Regions from separate parts of the Homo sapiens genome. Here region 2 is linked to region 1. A link is an interaction called in ENCODE POLR2A ChIA-PET data of the cell type or tissue named here. Cell type or tissue: GM12878. All regions are shown on one strand. Links, peaks and the distances in the headings refer to the core of each region. The heading gives the core; the rest is flanking DNA.

Region 1 (10,950 bases), core at 2,448-6,447:
ATCTCCCACATCTCTGCCAAGCCTTTTTATCTCCTTTGAAACAGAATCTCTAATGGAATAAACCACTCCAGGGATCCTAGAGTCTTGTGTTTGTTCCTCCTATGCAGAAAGGCAAAGGAAAAAATTAAATAATATCTGAATACCGCCCAGTGCACAGAGAGTACCTGTGAAATTACAGGGACATTCAGCCAGCAAAGAATGTCCCCCTGGCCAGGGTGCCTGGAGGAAGGCTTTTAAGCATTACCATGCTGTACAGCATGGGGCTGCCAGCTTGACCAGATTCTAGCTGGAAGGATCAGGCATCTTTAAAGACCGGTAGCATTCAGGGCCATTGCTGGGCCACATGGCTCCTTTGTGCAATTAGAAAATGCAGTTCCACAGGGTAGGCAGCACTTAGAAAGCCACTGGCTGGACTTCACCTCCCTTTGTTCCCTTGGCTAGCATCTTGGGCAACAACATTCTGTACAAGCATGCACCATGGCCCTGCTGGCTTCTTGGTCTCCACGTGCCTCCTTCTTGTTGGTCATTAAGGTTATGCCATTTTCCCCCATTATTAAGTAATGTCAGGTAAGGTCTGAGGAGATGGAGATGAAGACTTTTACAGGTCGCAGGGGAACACTGACATGTCACTCATCATTTTGTGTGTGTGTGTGTGTGAGACAGAGTCTCACTCACTCTGTAGCCAGGCTGGAGTGCATTGGCAGAATCTCAGCTCACTGCAACCTCCCATCTCCTGGATTCAAGCGATTCTCTCCTGTCTCAGCCTCCTGAATAATTGGGATTACAGGCACCCGCCACCATGCCAGGCTGATGTTTGTATTTTTCGTAATGATGGGGTTCCACCATGTTAGCCAGGCTGGCTTTGAACTCCTGACCTCAAGCGATCTGCTCACCTTGGCCTCCCAAAGTGCTGGGATTACAGGTGTGAATCCCCGTGCCTGGCCATCACCCATCAATTTTTAAATGGTGGAGTAGCTCCCATGATGGATGTTATGAAAGGGTCTATGGGTGCATATGAAAGGGAGTGGTCATTACTACTCAGTCCAGGTAAAACTCCCTGGATGGAGGGTGAAGACAATGTGGTTTGAGTTGTTAGGTAAATGTTTCCTTATCATTTTTCATTATATGTTACATTTACATTCTGTTCATCCCTAAGATATAACTCCTTAAGATTACATCTCTCAGATGTAAACTCCACCAGAGTAAGGACTGTCTTGGTTACCTACTGTGTTCATTTCCTGAGACTGATGTAACAAATTTCTACACGTTCGTGGCTTAAAACAGCTCCAGAGGCCAGAAGTCCAAAATCAAGATACTGGCAGGGCTGTGCTTTCCCCAGAGCATCTAGAGGCAAATCCTTCCTTGCCTCTCTCAGCTTAGTGGGTCCAGACATTCCTTGGCTTGTGGCTGTGTCGCTCTAATCTCTGCCTTTGTCTTCACATGGGCTTCTCCTCTTGTCTCTGTGTCTTCTCCTTTGTCTCTCATAAAGACCCCTATCATTGGATTTAGGGCCCTCCTAAATAATTCAGGATAATCTCTTCTCAAGATCCTTAAATTAATTACATCTACACAGACCCTTTTATCCACATAAGGTCATATTCATAGGTTCTGGGGGTTAGGGTGTGGACATATCTTTCTAGGGCCATCATTCAGTGTACTATATCTGAGTGCCTAGATTACTGTTTTACACCTAGGAGGTTGCTCAATAAATAGTTTTCAATTTAATTTATATGTTTCAGCCTTAGTTTATCCATAAGCTTGCCATGAGGTTCAGAAACCATCATTTATATCCAGAGATGGTATAAGGCAGTGGTTAGGGGCATGAACATCCGCGTAATACTTGCTGGGTTCAAGTTCAGAATCTCTGCTTGCTGCCTGTATAATTTGAGGCAAGTTCTTTAGCTTCTCTCTACTTCAGTTTCTTCTTCTATAAAAAGAAATAATAATAATAATAAAGATCAACTTTATTGGGGAGGGGTGACTATTAAGTCAAGATATGCAAAGAGTACCCAGAACTGTCTTGGACTTTGTGCCCAATAGGTTTTGGCTTTTATTATAAAAATAAAAGAATGATATGACAATGTACAATATATAAACAATCTCAAATTGTTTGATTTTATCAGACTCCCTCTCCACTTTCAGAAACAGCTGAGAGGGCTGTCACTGCACTGAGATTAGCATGGCATTCCAGAACTCGGGCCCGGTAAGCATCCAGGTCCAAGGGTGCCTTGGAGGGGTACACCTCACCTTTGCAGTCCAGGGCAGAGGAAGGCAGGGAGGCTAGGAGTGCAGCACTGAGAGAGCAGTGGCCACTGCCTTACAAGGCCAAGAAGCGTCCCATCTCCCCAACAACTGTCAGGTTCCTTCCTGCCCTGGGAACAGCTCTAATCTGTCTGTTTACCACCTACCTGCCAGCCTTCAGCAGGAATTCCAGGACTGCTGGGCCTATCAGCTGAAGTAGAGGATGAAAAAGAACAAATCCAAAGGCAGAAGAAATAGGACAATATGATAGATGGATTTGACAAGAATCCAGACCAATTGTGGGCAGACCAAGTTGAAAAGCGTGAGAGGCTAGAGTTATCTCAGCAGGGGTTTCGTTTTGTTTTGTTTTGTTTTTGAGACAGTCTCACTCTGTCGCCCAGGCTGAAATGCATTGGTGTGATCTTAGCTCACTGCAACCTCTGCCTCCTGGGTTCAAGTGATTCTCTCGTGCCTTAGCCTCCAGAGTAGCTGGGATTACAGTTGTGTGCCACCACACCCAGCTAATTTTTGTATTAACACCGTAGAGATGGGGTTTCACCGTGTTGGCCAGGGTAGTTTTGAACTCCTGAGCTCAAGTGATCCATCTACCTCAGCCTCCCAAAGTGCTGGGATTACAGGCATGAGGACTGTACCCAACCATCTCAGCAGTTATTTTAAAAAATGTTTAGCCTTCTGATGAGAACACGTGGACACGTGGTGCGGACAACAAACACTGGGGCCAGTCGAGGGGGCTGCGGGGAGAGAGATCATCAGGAAGAGTAGCTAACACTTAGGTGGTGGGTTGATCTGTGCAGCAAGCCACCATGGTACATGTTCATCTCTGTAACAAACCTGCACATCCTGCACGTGTACCCCAGACTTTAAAATAAAAGTTGAAGGAAAAAAGTTCACTTTTCTGCTTTCCAGTTGCTTATTTAAAAAAAAAAAAAAAAAAAAAGAAGCATCTGGCTGGGTGTGGTGGCTCATGCCTGTAATCCCAGCACTTCGGGAGGCCGAGGCAGGTGGATCACCTGAGGTCAGGAGTTTGAGCCCAGCCTGGTCAACATGATGAAACCCCGTCTCTACTAAAAATACAAAAAATTAGCTGGGCATGGTGGCGGGCACCTATAATCCCAGCTATTCGGAAGGCTGAGGCAGGGAGAACTGCTTGAACCCAGGAGGCAGAGGTTGCAGTCAGCCAAGATCGCACCATTGCACTCCAGCCTGGGCAACAGAGCGAGACTCCATCTCAAAAAACAAACAAACAAACAAAAATGCATCTAAGTTGTCTGAGTGATGTCCTGCTCAAGTCCATAAGGGACTTGCTTTATTACAGAAAAGTGGCCAAACCCAGTAATATTGAAAGTATGGTCCAGGGACTGCTTCTGGTCAGGCAACTGTTTATTACCAGTCTGTGACAAAGACAGAAATTGCCAGTAAGGTGTTTAGAAACTTTAATAGCAATATGATATCCCAATGGGTGATCAATGGACCCATCTTACTGAATAGGGTAGAGACAAGTTTGAGTGTCGTTGCACTCACGTGGTGAGCTGCATGTGTCGTGGGCTGAGTGCTAGTATTGGTCTGTGATGGATTGGGATCAGACCCTTGTCCATGACCATAAAATCTTGAGCAATATTGCAGCAAGCCAAATGGCAAAGATGACTATGTGCCCCAAGACCACACTTTTTTTTCCTATAGTTTTTTTAAGAGAGACACGGCCTCGCTCTGTTGCCCAGGCTGGTCTTGAACTCCTAGGCTCAAGCAATCCTCCCATCTCGGCTTCCCAGAGTGCTGGGATTACAAGCATAAGCCACTGTGCCAAGCCTCCCTAAATGTTTAAATCTTGTCATTGCCACCATTCTGCAAGATTTACCTTTGAATCTAGAAAAGAACTTGGAGTCTTTCTACTAGGCCTATCCCCACACCACTTCCCATCATAGAGGTGAAGAACCTGAGGCCGGGACACACCACAGGACTCTCAGAATGACACAGCCAGTCAGATTTTCCTGGCACAAAACCCAGTGTTCTTTCAAAGCCACCATTCTTTTCCTGTAACTAATGCAAAAGCAAATCTTAGCCCATGACAGGGAATCACAGATTCCAAATGAGTGCCCTCAGAATGACTGGTTTCCTTGAAAGCAGCTGTTTCATAAACATGACTTTGCGGGGGCAGCTCAGGCCTTCCATGCAGTGGAGTCTGCTGGTCTTGGGGCTGCTCTGTTAAGCAAAGGATGGGAACCAAAGGTACTGACATTTTAATATTAGCCACACAGATGTCTTGGCTTGTAATCTGGAGAAAATCAGTCAGTGTCCCAGCTGAATCTGTAAATAGGAACGACAATAAGATTTGCTCTCTCTCGGGACATCCTAAGAATTTTTGTCAGGCTAGAAGAGGCAGCCTGGAGAGATTTGTTTGATCTGGGAAAGCAGAAGTCAAACTTGGTTTTTCATTCGGTAAGATCCACTGTGGTTAAAATGTGGTCAGAGGGCTCATTCAGCCTCCTACTTCAGGTCGAACTATACTTACCTTCTCTTACTTTTAAAGAAGGAAGGGAGATTCTGTAAATGAGTGGCTTTTCTTTTAGTCAGTGCTGTCATATGCCATGACAATATTGTATTTAAGTCTGTTCTCACAGTGCTAATAAAGACATACCTGAGACTGGGTAATTTATAATGGAAGGAGGTTTAATTGACTCACAGTTTAGCATGGCTGGGGAGGTTTCAGGAAACTTACAATCATGGCAGAAGGGGAAGCAAACACATCCTTCTTTACATGGCAGCAGCAAGGAGAAGCGCTGAGCATAAGGGGGGAAAATCTCCTTGTGATTCATGCCTGTAATCCCAGCACTTTAGGAGGTTGAGTTGGGTGGATCGCTTGAGGTCAGGAGTTTGAGACCAGCTTGGCCAACATGGTGAAACCCCGTCTCTACTAAAAATACAAAAAATTAGCTGGGCATGGTGGCAGGCACCTGTAATCCCAGCTACTTGGGAGGCTGAGGCAGGAGAACTGCTCGAACCTGGGAGGCGGAAGTTGCAGTGAGCCGAGATCACACCATTGCACTCCAGCCTGGGCAACAAGAGTGAAACTCCGTCTCAAAAAGAAAAAGAAAAAGAAAAAGAAACCATTAGATCTCATGAGAACTCACTATCACGAGAACAGTATGAGGGTAACCACTCCCATGATTCAATTACCTCCCCACCAGGTCCCTCCCATGACACATGGGGATTATGGGAACTATAATTCAAGATGAGATTTGGATGGGGACACAACGAAACCATATCAAATATTAATAGAGTCTGGCAGGGAGGAAGCATGACTTCATACTGGTGGTGAGTCAGAAGGGGCATCTTCATATTTTAAGGAAGGTGGCACTTAGATTCCAAGTGCGTCCTGTGTGCAGTGGAGTCATATGCAGCTCTAATAAAGAACATTATTCAGGCCAGGCATAGTGGCTCATGCCTGTAGTCCCAGTTTGTTGGCAGCCTGAGGCGTGAAGATTGCTTGAGCCCAGGAGTTCAAGACCAGCCTGGGCAACATAGTGAGACCTCATCTCTACAAAAAATACAAAAATTAGCCAAGCATGGTGGTACATGCCTGTCGTCCCAGCTACTCGGGAGGCTGAGGCGGGAGGATCACTTAAGTCCAGGAGTTTGAGTCTGCAGTGAGCTATGATCATGCCAGTGCACTCCAGCCTGGACAACAGAGCGAGGCCCTGTCTCCAAAAAATAATTAATTATTTAATTTAAATGTTCGAAAGAACATTATGCAGATGCTTCTCAGGCTTCTCTTCAGATGGCAAAATCTCACTGGTTTTCAAATATCCTAACTGAAATGTTCAGTTCCAGCTATCTTTTGCTTCATCCAGTAATTAGTTTCAAGTTTTTTTTTGCCTCTTTTTAGATATGAATCCCATGCTAGGTAACAAATTATAGTGACAGGAAAATGTGGATTTTTCCATAAAGTTTAAATATTCACCACTCAACCTTTTAGCAGAAAGCTCTGGGACCAACCTAGCATAAGTATAGAGTTGAGGGTTAAGAGTAAGCATTCTTCCCTTCGTCACTTATGTGGCCTTGAACCAATTAGTTAAGATTTTGTGCCTCATTTTCCTCATCTGCAAAATGGAAATAATCATAAGGTATACTTTGGGGATTAGTGTGAGGGGCAAATGAGTTAACATGTATAAATTGCTTAAAATAGTATTTGGCAGCCAGGCTTGGTGGCTCATGCCTGTAATACCAGCACTTTGGGAGGCTGAGGCAGGTGGATCACGAGTTCTGGAGTTCAAGACCAGCCTGGCTAAGATGGTGAAACCCCATCTCTACTAAAAATACAAAAATTAGCCGGGCATGGTGGCGGGTGCCTGTAATCCCAGCTACTCGGGAGGCTGAGACAGAGAATTGCGTGAACCCCGGAGGCAGAGGTTGCAGTGAGCCAAGATTGCATCACTGCACTCCAGCCTGGGCAACAGAGGGAGACTCCATCTCAAAAAGAAAAAAAAAATAGTATTTGACAATGACGATAGCTGCTGTTATTATCATGACCCAAATGCTATATTTGCTTCAAGCAAATGGAATGATTCTCAGACCAAATTTTTTCACCAGGCATTTATTAGAAGGAGGTTTCATGTAATTCTGAATTATGCTCCGAATCATATTCACTTCATTCAATATGAAAAGCAAGTATAGATTTACAGTTTAATTGTTTTGAGACAGGGCAGGATTCCTAATCACATTTTTAGAAATGACTTTTGTGTCTCATATTGTTCATCTCCTCTATCCTCTCACCAAGATTCCACTGTGTTTCATACCAGCTTGTTCAGTTGAACAAGGTGGAGAAGCCCATTTACTGTTTGGATTAAATTTTTTTATCACCAGTGTATGAGGATTTGCATTAAATAAATTATAGGTAATTACATTAACAAACCAAGAAGACTTACAGTTAAAGAGGGCAAAAATATAATTTACTTAACTGCTCTATGAAATCTATTTGTGGATTTCTCTCTTCTCAAAGGAGAATTAATCAGAGAACAACTTTGTTGTTATTGTTGTTGTTGTCGTTTAAGAAAAAAAAGAAAGAATGAATGAAAGATCACATAGTAGCAGTGGTACCCTATTCACCTTGCAACAGTTGTACTCTGCGCACCTGCCCCAGGTTATAGCAACATCAAGGTCAAGCTCCCAATATTTCAAGTACAAATAAGACTTCACCTGTGCACAAACATGTGCTTACACACTTCCATCCTCCTGAATTTTCTTTCCAGACTGTTTTACAGATAAGGAAGCAGCTCTCAAAAGACCTCTCTCAGACATTTGAAAACACATTTTTTTTCAGAGTGCTAAATTCATGCTTCTTATTTTATATATGTTAGAAATAAACACATAAATAATAAACAGTCTTGCCTGGACTGGTTCATGTTCAATTCATAGGCACTGAGTATTCTTTATTAGGACATACTCACTATTGTTTGTTGAATTATTGCACTTTTAAGAAATCAATCTGAAGATTAAACATTAGGAGTCTCGATAAAAAACAAGTCTCTATACTTTATGAAGATCTTAGGAATTTCTAACTGACTTTGGAACAGCCATTTGTTAAAAAACACTTTCCCATCCCAAACTCCACTGACTCCATTTTTCTTCTGCACTAACTCTCCCTTCCTCCTCCCCCATATTTGGAGCAGCGTCTCTATGTCCCATTCACTCTCCTACACCTGCCAAATCACCAGTGACTATTTAGGGGCTAAGTGCAAAGGAGACTTCTAAATCCTCACTTTCATCAACTGTTGAGCAGCAACGGAAGCTGCTGAATGCTCCCTATTTCTTCTTGAAACACACTCTCTCCTTGTTTACTTGAGATGACACTATCCTTCCTCTGTCCATCTGGGAAATATTGGTGCTTTGAGGTTCTTGACTTGGGGCTCCTTTCTTCACTTCTCCCATTCTCTGAGTGACATTGTCTGTTCCCATGGCTTCTGAAATATAGGCATTCTTTGATCTAATTTTTTCTCCAGACCTACCCATATAGCCAACTGCCCCCTAACCATATCCATTTGGATCCCCCCAGACACCTATAACTCAGCATGCTAAAAATTCATTAGTCATTACTTTCTCTGATTGATTCCTTTTCATTGATTCTTAATCTCATTGAAAAACATCACCATGCACCCAGTTGCCCAAGTCTGAAATCAGGACATTGTCCTTGCTTCTTTTCACCCTTTCAAATCCTCTATCTAATCAGTAATTTTATATAATAAAAGGATTCTTGATTCCTTCTACACTTTTTCTTTCCCACTTCCATGACAGTAGTCCAGGCCACCATTATCTTTCATGGGGATTGATGCAAGAGCTTCTCACCTAGTCTCCCTTCCCCTAGTGTTGTGTCCTTCTGACCTAACCTCTGCCACCCAGCAGAAGTATCTTTCAAAGTTCATATTTGATGATGCTACTCTCCAGCTTCAAACCCTTTACCTGTTTTCCTTGGACTATAAGATAAAGTTCAACTTCCTTAATTTAGCTTAGAGAGTCTTTTATGATGTGACCTCCTCTTACTTCTCTGGCCTTGTCTCTCATAATTGTGTCATTCCATTGCTGACCACTCCAGCAACTACCTGCCATTCCTTGGATGTACCAAGCTCTGTCTGTGTCCCGTTCTTTGGATCTACTGTCCCTTCTCCAAGGAACGTTCTTCAGCTGCTCTTTATGTGGTTAACTCCTACTGAACCATCAAGTCTCAGCTGAGATACCACTTTCCCTGAGCCCTAAACCCTGGTTTAATGTTTCCTGTGGGCATATTTACCTTAGAGCTTACTGTGTCATAGTACATTGGAAGCTGATTTTTTTCTCTATCCTCCTCTAGCCTCAGCTGCCTAGGGGTAAACACACTACAGTGTTCACCCTTGTATTCTCAGATCTTAGTACACTGCCAGGCTCAATGGGTTTTCAAACATATTTACATAAAGAAAGAAAACAATGACAAAAGTGCAGATGACATGCCCATGGATACTCTGGACATAAATGCTTGTAATATTTCTCTCTGTAAGCGTTTCCAGTGGGAAGTTCAGCTTTTGTCTCAATTACTCTGATTGGCATGCAATCATGACAAGAAACTAAAGGAAGGAGATTGTTTTCTTGACATTTACTGAGAAGTATAGACAAGTACTGCCATGAACAAACATTCTTGCTAACAATTCTTGCTCTAAATTGGTTGATATAACATCCACTTGAGTCAAAATGATTAAGTAGGTATCCATTGAGTGTCATGCATCGCAATGGCAAAGCATTGGAGTTACAGAAAATAAGTAAAATCATCTCCCTTGCTCTTACAGATCTGACAGTCTAGGCACCCAATAGATGGGTAAACAAGTACTGAGAGATGTCATACTTGTCCTCAAGATAGTAGAAATTCAAGAAAGTAGTGACCATGGAGGACCTTAGGATTTGGGCTTTTACCCCAGTGGTGTTTGGCTGAGTTAATCTTTCTAAAATGTATTCATCATTCAATCAAGTGCTTCTTCTGGAGGCCAAGCATAATTAGAGATACAGAGATGAAAATGACAGTCATTACCCTCACAAGACCTATAATCTACCCAATAATAATGGGAGGCAAGCCTTTAGAGTTTTTTAATTTGGAGTTTTCAGAGATTTCCTGAAGCTTCTGGACTGACGTTTCTATTGTACTTGAGTCCCATCATTTGACATTAGAAGATCTCCTTCCAAGAAATATTTCTTACCACCAAAAGACAGTTAACTTTGACTTCAGACAGAACATTCTGGTCTGCACCCAGAACCTTTAATACCTGAATCTTTTAAATCAGTGATGGTCTCTTCTTCTAAAAAGTAAAAGGTAAATCAAATTCAGTATGTCTCAATTAATTGGAAGGGAGTTTCAAGCTCATAGGAAATGAACTACGAAGCCATGTTGGGATATGAACTGAATGGTTGCTATTGAGATGGAGCAAATGTACCTGGATATCATTAGGTGGAACCAGACTGGAAAATGGGGGTCCTTCCTTGACCTCAGTGAAGATTTGGCCCTTTCAGCCTCAAGTAGTATCCCAGCTCCAGAACTGGACCTGAGTTACTGGATAATGCTGTCATTAGGAAACTGTGACCACCTAGGAGTTGGACTGCTAAATGGGCAATGTCAGCAGGTTGTTACAGATACTCTATGCAGACCAAGCTTATTTGGCTCTTCTCAGCTCAGCCACCTGTTGTAAACAGCTGAGAGGGGCTTAGCTCCACGTGGAGGTTGTCACTATCTCTGGTATGTTGTCTCTCCCTGGGAACGGACATGAGTGTGGAAACAGGGAGGACACAGTTGATTCCTGCTTTCACTGAGTCACTCTGTCCATTAGGAGAAACAGTCCAGGCATGGCCAGCCAAAGGGAGGTTCTTCGCAGGATCTTCTGTCTCTTTGAAGATGGGATAATCTCAGGCCTAACCACAGAAGCAGTTCTGGAGAAGAGTCAGAATAGCAGATTGGAAACAGCTCACAGGGGCCTCTGAATGCTAAGTGGAGGGACTTAGAATTTATCCCAGAGGCCACAGAACACTATTAGAAGTTTCAGAGGTATAATAAAGGCCGTTGTGAGGTTAGGATGCTGGTTCAATGTCACAATTAGAGCAAGGCAGGAGGTAGAGAAGTCAAGGGCAGACTGGGAACCAGCTGGGCAGGCCACTCATTTTGGTTGAATTTGGCAAGAC
Region 2 (10,950 bases), core at 2,562-6,561, 140 kb after region 1:
CAGATGGTTATATACCCTTCTTCTTAGAGGAAACGGAGATAGGAAGTGTGGAGATAGGAAGTGGGGGGAAGGGCAGTAAATGATTTTTACTTGAAGAACCAACAGTGACCTGGGACAAAGTCTGTTGGGCCCACAGAACAGACAACAATTTGTGACAGAAGTCTGTTCAGATGTGTTGACAGACTTCATTCAGTCTTTCTTCCTGCTATATGAGTTGCTAATGGCAACTCAAGGAAGAGACCAGAAGTAATTGTTTTCTTCTCTGGAGGGTAAGATTTTAGGTAGATAAGGGAACTTCACAGAACCATTTCATCCTGTGCGTAGGGGAGAGACAGAAGATTGAGAGACAGGAGTGAGGGGAGGTCAGAGAGACCTTGAGCCTTCTTCAGGTTCAGAATATCAAAGCATCATATTTGGGGATATAGGTTTCTGAGCCCTAACAATGGGAAGAATGATCTTTCTGTATCATATGAATACTGAAGATTGTTGAAGTGAGCATCTAGTGCTCCTATCTCGATAAATTATCCAATGCCTTTCCCATCTCTTTCTCCTACCCATTCTCTAGTGGCCTGCCCCCTTGCCCTTTTTATTGTAGTGAAAACTTAGTAGTAAAAAATACACTTGGTAAAAATCATGACATCATGTAAATTGTATGTAAAAAGATGACATGCTCATACAAGATGCTTGATTCATTGCCTAGCAGAGCAGGCCACTGGTAGGTCTGCATACCACGAGCTGGTCTGTTTCGAGGTCACTTATGCTTACTATCATTGCAACAACTACTTCTTCCTCAGAAATTAGTCAGTGGAGATGTGACATTTATTTTATCTCAGAATTTTTATGTCTGTTTCTGAAAAGAAAAAGGTACCAGCAGCTGCAGTTCCCACTCCGTCTCCCAAAGGGATCTGGGCTAGAGGGTAGGGTATTGGATTTGTCATCATATTTTCCATCTGCTCACAGATTGTGAGGTTTATTATTGTTTCTGTTATTGTTTTTTGAGACAGGGTCTCACCTTGTTGCCCAGGCTGGAGTGCAGTGGCGCCATCTTGGCTCACTGCAACCTCCACCTCCCAGGTTCAAGTATTTCTTGTGCCTTAGCCTCTAGCCTCCCTGGTAGCTGGGATTACAGGTGTGCGCCACCAGGCCTGGCTAATTTTTGTATTTTTAGTAGAGACAGGGTTTCACCATGTTGGCCAGGCTGGTCTCGAACTCCTGACCTCAACTGATCCGCCCACCTCAGCTTCCCAATGTGCTGGGATTACAGGTGTGAGCCACTGCACCCCACCAGAGTGTGAGTTTTGATCTCCAACAGTATGCATTTTCTAGTGAAATTCGGTTTAATAAAATGAATAATGAGATAATAGCTAACATATATTGAGAACTTCCCATGTGTCAGGTAGTGCTCTGGGTGTTTAGGGTATTCTATTATTTAATTCTTACCACAACCCTATGAGGTGGGTACTAGGATATCTCCAGTTTACAGAGAAAACAAGGTGCAGAGAGATTAAGTAACTTGTCTAAGGTCACACAGACAAGGAGTGCTGGAGCCTAGGTCTAAGCCAGACAGCACTAGATCTTCATGACTTTGTCACAGTGCTTCACCTTGGAGAATAATGAGATGATGCTGGTATGTAGACATGCTAAGGAGGTCTTCCTTGCCTCACAGTCCTGATCAATATGGAGGCTTTTATGTAGTTCTGTTTGCGTTCATTCTTCCAATGCAAAGCTGGAGTTTACCTAGTGGGATAAGATTTGATTTTCATCCTTGAGAATGAGTTGTTCTTCAGGCTGGCCCATGAGTCTTCATCCTGTCAGCATTCTGATTACATTTCTCATTATCATTCTCCTGCAGTGATTCATGAGTATGATAAAACCGAACAGCCTTCTCAGTAAATAAGCAAAGCTTAGCTTACGGGGAAAAAAAAAAAAAAAAAAAAGTAGAGCTTTCCTTGAATCTGGAGAAATTAAGCACACAGGTGTCCTGCAATATTAGTTAAGAGACTACTGCACCCATCATACTGTAGCTTAAGACAGTTTCTTCTTTTAGTTTTTTCTAAAATGTCTCCATGTCTGTGTTATGCCACAAATAACACAGCCTTGGTTAACTTTTGGACTAAAAAAAATCAACTTATTGGCCAAGCATGGTGGCTTACACCTATGATTGTAGCACTTTGGGAGGCTGAGGCAGGAGGATTGCTTGAACTCAGGAGTTTGAGACCAGCCTGGGCAACTTGGCCAGACATCATCTCTACTTAAAGAAAAAAAACCGCCGGGTGCGGTGGCTTACGCCTGTAATCCCAGCACTTTGGGAGGCTGAGGCGGGCAGATCACGAGGTCAGGAGTTTGAGACTATCCTGGCCAATATGGTGAAACCCCATCTCTACTAAAAATACAAAAATTAGCTGGGCATGGTGGCGCGTGCCTGTAGTCCCAGCCACTCGGGAGGCTGAGGCAGAAGAATCGCTTGACCCCAGGAGGAGGCGGCTGCAGTGAGCTGAGATTGTGCCACTGCACTCCAGCCTGGGTGACAGAGTGAGATTCTGTCTCAAAATAAATAAATAAATAAATAAATAAATAAATAAATAAATAAATAAATAAAATAAAAAATAAAAAAACAAAAAAAATAAAAAAATAAAAAAACAAACAAACTAGCCAGGTGTGGTGTGCGCATGTCGTCTCAGCTACTCAGGAGACAGGTGGGAGAATCACTTGAGCCTGGGAGGATGAGGCTGCAGTAAGCCACAATCCTACCACTGCACTGTAGCCTGGGTGACAGAAGGAGACCCTATTTCTATTATAAATAAATAAATTTATTGAATGTCGTATTATATGTAGCATACCATATTTAAGCAGGGTCAAATTTTTGGTCTGACTTTTCAAATTAATGTGAATAAGTCACTTTGAAATTTTGGAGACAAAACCTTATTTAAGTTGAGAAATAGACAAACATTCATCCACTAAGAATTATTCTTTTTATTATTTTTAGTGTGTTTGAGTTGGTTCTTGCAAAGAAAATATAAACAAATCCCAAATATGAAAAAGTTTCTAAGTTTATATTAAGTGTATCCCATGAGTGACACAGGAAAATCCCTTTTAAGAGAAATGGTATTGCAAAAGACACAGCAAATCTTTTTCTCTTTTAAATAAAAATATGCATTCTGTGTCTAAGCATTTTCCAAACCTTTCTCCTTTGTGTGGCTTTTACTAAACCTTCAATCCTATAACAGTCATTGACTTCTTCCTACTTTCTTTTCCTCTCTTTCCTTCTCTCCCTTCACTCCCTTTCTTTTTCCCAGTGTTTACTGTGGGCTAGGCACTGTGTTAAACACTTTACCTGCATTTCTCTCTTTAACACTCAAAATGACACCATGAGATAGGTACCATTTTTTGTCCCATTGTGCAGATGAAGAAATCAACACTTTGAGAAGGTAAAGACTTTATAAGGTCACAAATTCTGGAAGAGCAGAGTCAGAATTCAATTCCAGGTTTGTCATATTTCAGAGCCCACAGTTTATTGCTTTCTGTGTAATGAGTAAATATTTCTTTTAGAATCAAAAAATATTTTAATTAAAATGTAATGACAGGAAAATAGTTTTGATCCTGGGAGCAAGAATTAGTCAAGAATGGACCTGATCTAAGACCACTGTAGTTTTTTGGACAGGCTATGAGCCAGTGGACTGGCACAGATGAATACAAATAACACATAGCTAATACTAATTGAGAATCTAAAAGGTGTATTCTGTGGCCTTTATAAGCATGAACTTATCCAATGAGTTCCATGAACTCATGATATAGATACTATACACTTGTTCTTATTTTAAAGACTAGGAATCTGAGGCACAGGGAGATAAAGTAACCTATGGAAGGTCCTGCTCAGAATCAGTGGAAGAATGAGGATTCTGCCTTCATTCCTAGCATTCTTCATGTGGTTAGCATAGTCCCCTAACCACAGTGCCAGGGCACCTCTTGCCTGTGATCCCTAAGTGCTCTTCTGCAGGTTTCTTTCTTTCCTTTTTTTCTATTGTTTTTTTGAGATGGAGTTTCACTCCTGTTGCCCAGGCTGGAGTGCAACGGCGTGATCTTGGCTCACCACAACCTCTGCCTCCTGGGCTCAAGCAATTCTCCTGCCTCAGTCTCCTAAGTAGCTGGGATTTACAGGCATGTGCCACCACGCCCGGCTAATTTTGTATTTTTAGTAGAGACAGGGTTTCTCCATGTTGTTCAGGCTGGCCTCAAACTCCCGACCTCAGGTGACCTGCTCGCCTCGGCCTCCCAAAGTTCTGGGATTACAGGCGTGAACCACCACACCCAGCCTCTTTTGCATGTTTCTTGGGGAATGCAGAGCCAGTTAACTTTACAACTAGCCATTCACTTGGAATTCACATCCACAGCATAGAAAAGACCATAGCGTATGCTTTCCCTATGGAGAGAATCCAATAACTATCAAGCCATATATTCCCCTTTTTTTTTTTTTTTTTTTTTTTGAGACACAGTTTCGTTGCCCAGGCTGGAGTGCAGTGGTGCAATCTCAGCTCACTGCAACCTCTGCTTCCCAGGCTCAAGCGATTCTCCTGCCTCAGCCTCCTGAATAGCTGGGATTACAGGTGCCCACCACCATGCCTGGCTAATTTTTGTATTTTTAGTAGAGACGGGGTTTCACCATGTTGGCCAGTCTGGTCTCAAACTCCTGACCTCGTGAACTGCCCTCCTCCGCCTCCCAAAGTGCTGGGATTACAGGTGTGAGCCACCACGCCCGGCTGCCATATATTCTTTGTATAAGTGACAGGTCTGAAAATAGCTGTGTTTATGATTACGGAGTTAAAGGGAAAAGAATGCCATAGCTAATGGGAGAGAAAAATGAAAGGTCAATTGAATTCGCCCATGGTAAATGTTAGAAATTTAAGGGTCAATGTGATCCTTTCATATGAAATACTAAGTTCTTGGAATCAACTTACGGGAAAATCTAGTATGTTTAGTGTTTTACAAGTGCTTTTTTTTCTGCCTAAAATTTAAGAAATACTTTACCCAATGTACTAAATATATATGTGTGCATGTGTGTGTGTGTGTATATATATAAAAAATATATATAATATAATATATAATTATATTATATACACACATATATAATATATAATATACATATTGTACATATGTATAATACATATTACATACATATGTATTATATGTATAATACATATTATATATATTATATGTATAATACATATTATATACATATATTATATGTATAATACATATACGTATATAATATGTATAATACATATTATATACGTATATTATGCGTATAATACAGATATATGTATATATATGATATGTTGTGTGTTATATATAACATATATATGATATGTTGTGTGTTATATATAACATATATAGGATATGTTGTGTGTTATATATAACATATATAGGATATGTTGTGTTATATATAACATATATAGGATATGTTGTGTGTTATATATAACATATATAGGATATGTTGTGTGTTATATATAACATATATAGGATATGTTGTGTGTTATATATAACATATATAGGATATGTTGTGTGTTATATATAACATATATAGGATATGTTGTGTGTTATATATAACATATATAGGATATGTTGTATGTTATATGTAACATATATAGGATATGTTGTGTGTTATATGTAACATATATATGATATGTTGTGTGTTATATATAATATATATGATATGTTGTGTGTTATATATAACATATATGATATGTTGTGTGTTATATATAACATATATATGATATATATATTGTTTTGGTGAGTTGGTACTTTTTTTTGTTATTGTTGAGATGGAGTCTTGCTCTGTCGCCCAGGCTCAAGTGCAGTGGCGTGATCTCAGCTCACTGCAAGCTCCACCTCCCGGGTTCATGCCATTCTCCTGCCTGAGCCTCCCGAGAGTACAGGCACCCACCACCACGCCCGGCTAGTTTTTTTGGTATTTTTAGTAGATACTGGGTTTCACCGTGTTAGCTAGGATGGTCTCAATCTCCTGACCTCGTGATCCACCCGCCTTGGCCTCCCAAAGTGCTGGGATTACAGGCGTGAGCCACTGCACCAGGCCCTGTGCTTTGTTTTTTTAAAAGAAACTTCCTAGAAACCCTGATCAAGTGGGAGTTTTTTTGAACCCGTTAATAAGAACACTTTATTGTAATGAAAATAAGAAGTATTTGGGCATGCATCTGATAATTATGTGTTGAATGCCTTCTGAGGGCAATGCTTTGTGCCATGTGTCATGTGCCTGGTGCAGCTTCCACTTCCAATTATGTCTGGAATCTGATTTCACCATTGATGTCACCACTCCACCATTACCATTCTGCTTTCAGCCATTATCATCTCTTGCCCAGATTATTACAATAGCTTCTAAGTGCTCTCCCGGCCACTCCTTTCCCTTTCTGTAACACAGACTCCACCCAGAAACAGCCACAGTGATGTTATAAAAATCTAAACCAAATCAAGTCATTTTTCTGCTTGAAATAATGCAGTGGCTTCTCATCTTATTCAGGAAAATAGGTAATCCAAAGTGCTTATCAAGGTTTGCAAGGACCTTAGGATCTGGCTCACTGCCAGTCTTCTCTCACCCCTCCTTTCTCAGCTCTGAAGTCCTCCTGGCTGCTCCAAACATGATTGCTCAGTGTCCCCACACCTGCTGTTCCCTATGCTCGAATGCTTTTCCCCTTGATGTCTCCCTGGCTCACTTCCTTCCATTCTCCAGGTCTCTGCTCAAATATCACCTCAGTAAAGAGTCTGTTCTTGACCATTACATAAAATAGTACTCACCTCCTACTGCCATCAATATCTATCCCTTTACCCTGTTTTATTTTTCTTTATAACAATTACCGCCTCCTGACACAAAATACATTTCATGTATCTGCATGAGTGAATTCAATTGGCCTTTTATTTTCTTTCCTGTTATCTATGACATTCTTCTCTTGCTTATTGTTTTTCTTACCTCATTGTCCATGCCATATTAGGTTGTAAGCTACATGAACATGGGGACTTTCCTTTTTTTTTTTCCAACAAATATTTTTTGTTGTTTGTTTTTTTGAAACAGAGTTTCACTCTTGTTGCCCAGGCTGGAGTGCAATGGCACGATCTCAGCTCACCGCAACCACAACCTCTGCCTCCTGGGTTCAAGCAATTCTCCTGCCTCAGCCTCCCGAGTAGCTGGGATTACAGACATGCGCCACCACGCCCAGCTAATTTTGTATTTTTAGTAGGGACGGGGTTACTCCACGTTGGTTAGGCTGGTCTCGAACTCCCGACCTCAGGTAATCCACCCACCTTGGCCTACCAAAGTGCTGGGATTACAGGCGTGAGCCACCGCACCCGGCTTCAACAACAAATATTTAATGAGCACCTACTCTATGCCAAGCTCTAGGCATCTAGAAATTAACAAAAGAGACCAGGTCTTGTACTTATGTAGATTACACTTCAGTAGGGTGAGATAGACAAGAAACAAGCAAGTAAATACTATCATATGAAAGATGGTGATTAATGCTCTGGAGAAAAATCAGAATGCTGTAGAATATGGGATGATTTGGTTAGGGCTAAAAGGATGACCTGTCTTTAACAAGGTAGGCAAGACTATAGGAGGAGCAGGTTTTGAGAGGAAATTAAGAATTTGCAATATACTTGTTAATTTAAAAATGCCTTCTAGGCATCCCGTGGAGAGGTTAAGTATGAGTCTGGAGTTCCATGGAGAAAATAAGCTGACATATAAATTTGGGATTCACCTGTGCACAGCCATTGACTGGATGAGATCACAGAGAGAATGGCCTGAGGGATAGAAGGGATCAAGCCCAAGTCATTGCTCATCCCAAATTAAAGATTTGTAAAATGAGAACGAACCTTAAAAGAGGACTAAGAAAGAATGGTCAGTGAGACTGGGCACAGTCGCTCATGCCTATAATCCTAGCACTTTGGAAGGCCCTCAAGGTGGCAGGATCGCTTGAGCCCAGGTGTTTGAGACTGGCCTGGGCAGCATAGCAAGACCTCCCTCTCTACAAAGAACAAAAAAATTAGCCAGGTGAGGCAGCACACACCTGTCATCCAAGGCTGAGGTGGGAGGATTGCTTGAGCCCGGCAGGTCAAGGCTGCAGTAAGCTGTCATTATACCATTGCACTCCAGCCTGGGTGACAGAGTGACCCTGTCTCAAAAACAAACAAACAAACAAACAAACAAACAAAAAACAAAAAGGTCAGAGAGCACTGAGGAGAATCAAGAAACAGTTGTGAAAGCCAAATGAAGAAAGCAGTTTAAATGTGACTGACTGACTGATGGCCTGTGTTAAATCCTGGTGAAAGATCAGGTCGGGTGAGTTTGGAGAAATGACCACTGGGTTTGGCAACCTCAAGGTCACTGATGACTTTGACAAGTGCTGTCTTGGTGAAAAAAACATCTCTTTTAAGAACTTTTGCTTTGAGGGGAAACAGGGAATTGAGGTGGTAGGATCAAGAGAATTTCTCTTAAAAAAATTATTGTAGGCTGGGCATGGCGGCTCATACCTGTAATCCTAGGACTTTGGGAGGCTGAGGTGGGCAGATCACCTGAGGTCAGGAGTTCGAGACTGGCCTGTCCAACATGGTGAAACCCCGTCTCTACTAAAAATACAAAAAAATTACCTGGGCCTGGTGGAGGGCGCTTGTAATCCCAGCTACTTGGGAGGCTGAGGCAGGAGAATTGCTTGAACGTGGGAGGCAGAGGTTGCAGTGAGCCGCGATTGTGCCACTCCAGCCTGGCAACAAGAGCAAAACTCGGTCTCAAAAAAAAAAAAAAAAATTATTGTCCTAGAAAACACTAATAACGTTGGCCTGGTGTGGTAAACCAGCAATTTGAGAAGCCAAGGCGGGGAATTGCTTGAGCCCAGGAGTTCAAGACCAGCCTGTGCAACATGGGGAAAGCTTGTCTCTACAAAAGATACAAAAATTAGCCAGGCATGCTGGCACATGCCTATAGACCCAGCTACGCAGGAGGCTGAGGTGGGAGGATCACTCGAGCCCAGGAAGTTGAGGCTGCAGTGAGCCATGATCATGCTACTGCACTCCAGCCATAGTGACAGAGTGAGACCCTCTCTCAATAAATAAATAATTTTAAAAAGAAAATTCATAATATACAATCTATCCTCTTAAAGTGTTCATTTAGTACAGTATTATTAACTGTGAGCACAAGAAAAATTTTTTTTGATAGAAGAAATCACAGCATATTTGATAAAGTGAAAGAAAATTCATGTTTTGGGAAGGATAAAATTGCTGGAACAATGTCCTAGAGGAGATAAGAAGGGAGGGATGGCGAGGCTGAGCGATTTTCCTAAGGTCACATAGCCAGTAAGTGACAGGTCAGGATTCCAATCCAGGTCTTCTGGCTCTCTGTTTTTTACTGACATTTTGCTATACCGTAAAATGAGAAAAATGGCTTGGGCAACATGTAACTTTCCTCCTAGTTCTAACTTTCATGTCTCTAACATTTTGATATGCCTTCACCCATCCCAAGCATGTAAAGAAAATTCCGAAGTCAAACATAGTAGCAGCAGCAGCAGCAGCAGCACCTATCTGAACCCACAGTTCTCGTCTAGGTGCTCACCTATCTCATCTCAACCACTCTATGAATTGCTTAGCAGTCAGCACTTGGACTCATCAACGCCTGAGCCCTCTGTGGGAATCACAAACTGTTTCTGATACCTGGCAGCTTTACTCATTTATGTTATCTGTCTGGCTTCCTAAGGTATTTGAGTTTGCAATGCTTGCTCCTAAAATTAACTAGGCAGTGGTCTAACAAGAAAAGGAAGGAAGGGAGGGAGGGAAGGAAGGAATGAAGGAAGGAGAGAAGGAAGGAAGACAGGAGAATACAAAGAAAGGAAGTACAAATGAAGGAAGGAAGGAGAGGAGAAGAGAGGAGAGGGAGAGGGAGCTATAAAGAAGGTATTTACTTAATGAGTTGGAAAATCTTCAAAAACAATATGGGTATAGGTACTTTAGTTGATTGTATTATAAGCTATTGTGGTTTCTAAAGTGATTTTATGTTGGCCATGGTCCCAATCCAACAGAGGCTTTTAATATGCTATAGAAGCTATTATTATTCTCCGTATTTAAATGATCTTAACACCTTATAATCGTAATAGTTACTTAGAGAAGTAATTAATTTATTCTGTGTATATAAACATAATATGCCTTCATAATATTGTCCCATCATCTTCAGTGAAGTTTACGTTAATGCTAGGAAAGCCATTTAATATGTTCAGTATACTAGAAGGAAAAAGCCCATTTCTCAGTGGATAGTTCTCAATACTAAAACATTTGACAAGCAAATCAAGACTACCGCAAAGACTATCTCTGAGAGAATCAGAATTCTTAAAACTTAAAATCTCAAGATTTGGTCTTTTTCCCCCTAATATGACTGGAAAATCTTATGGTTCTTCCCTTAAATTAACAGCCTGTGCTTAAAAGTTCTGAGGGAAACACTTGCAAATTACTAGGAAAATGTTACAGTCGTATTTTTTTTAACAAAAACTAAGAAATAATTTCCTGTTTTATCCAAAATTGAAAAGAAGTTAAGCACCACTGGAAAAGAAAAATACATTTGCATCTAAAACACAGGTCCCTAATGAGAAGAAATTCGCTTGGTTGACTCAGTAAGAGCTGTCTTCTGGGACTCCACACTATTGGCACTGTTTTCCAGCATTCTATCTGTGAACAAGCTGTGTACATTCCAAGTATATTAGGCATATTTTATGTTTTCAGTGCCATGCTTAAAGAGTACCTTGTTGTATGCTGTCTCTCTATTACAGCATGAACTCTGGAGTGTTTACTAGATTTTTTAAATGCTTCAGTTGCTAAATGAGATAAAAGTCTCAGCCAAGAACCAAAGAACTTGGACCTCATAGGACTTTGCTCCTGTTTATTATCAAAGTGATACATGGCTAC

What was found. ChIA-PET counts read pairs that join two places held together with the same protein. Peaks named below come from ENCODE experiments on the same cell type or tissue, not always from the same donor. Only the 100,000 strongest peaks of a DNase experiment are listed, where the experiment ranks them.
Region 2: POLR2A ChIA-PET joins it to region 1 with 5 read pairs; 5 of 35 experiments call an interaction of 5 or more read pairs at or near these places.

What each region holds. Positions count from the first base shown.
Region 1 is chr9:109,890,847-109,901,796 of GRCh38, forward strand. All of the region lies in intron 3 of PALM2AKAP2 (PALM2 and AKAP2 fusion), which reads left to right. Among named protein-coding and RNA genes, the nearest start is that of PALM2AKAP2, 120 kb to the left of the region's middle. RefSeq lists an enhancer at 2,693-2,852. In GM12878, for the core only: no CTCF peak of the experiment used is centred there; DNase peaks (open chromatin) are centred at 4,244 and 4,705; H3K4me3 peaks cover 2,303 bases; H3K27ac peaks cover 3,206 bases.
Region 2 is chr9:110,030,144-110,041,093 of GRCh38, forward strand. All of the region lies in intron 7 of PALM2AKAP2 (PALM2 and AKAP2 fusion), which reads left to right. Among named protein-coding and RNA genes, the nearest start is that of C9orf152, 170 kb to the right of the region's middle. In GM12878, for the core only: no CTCF peak of the experiment used is centred there; no DNase peak of the experiment used is centred there.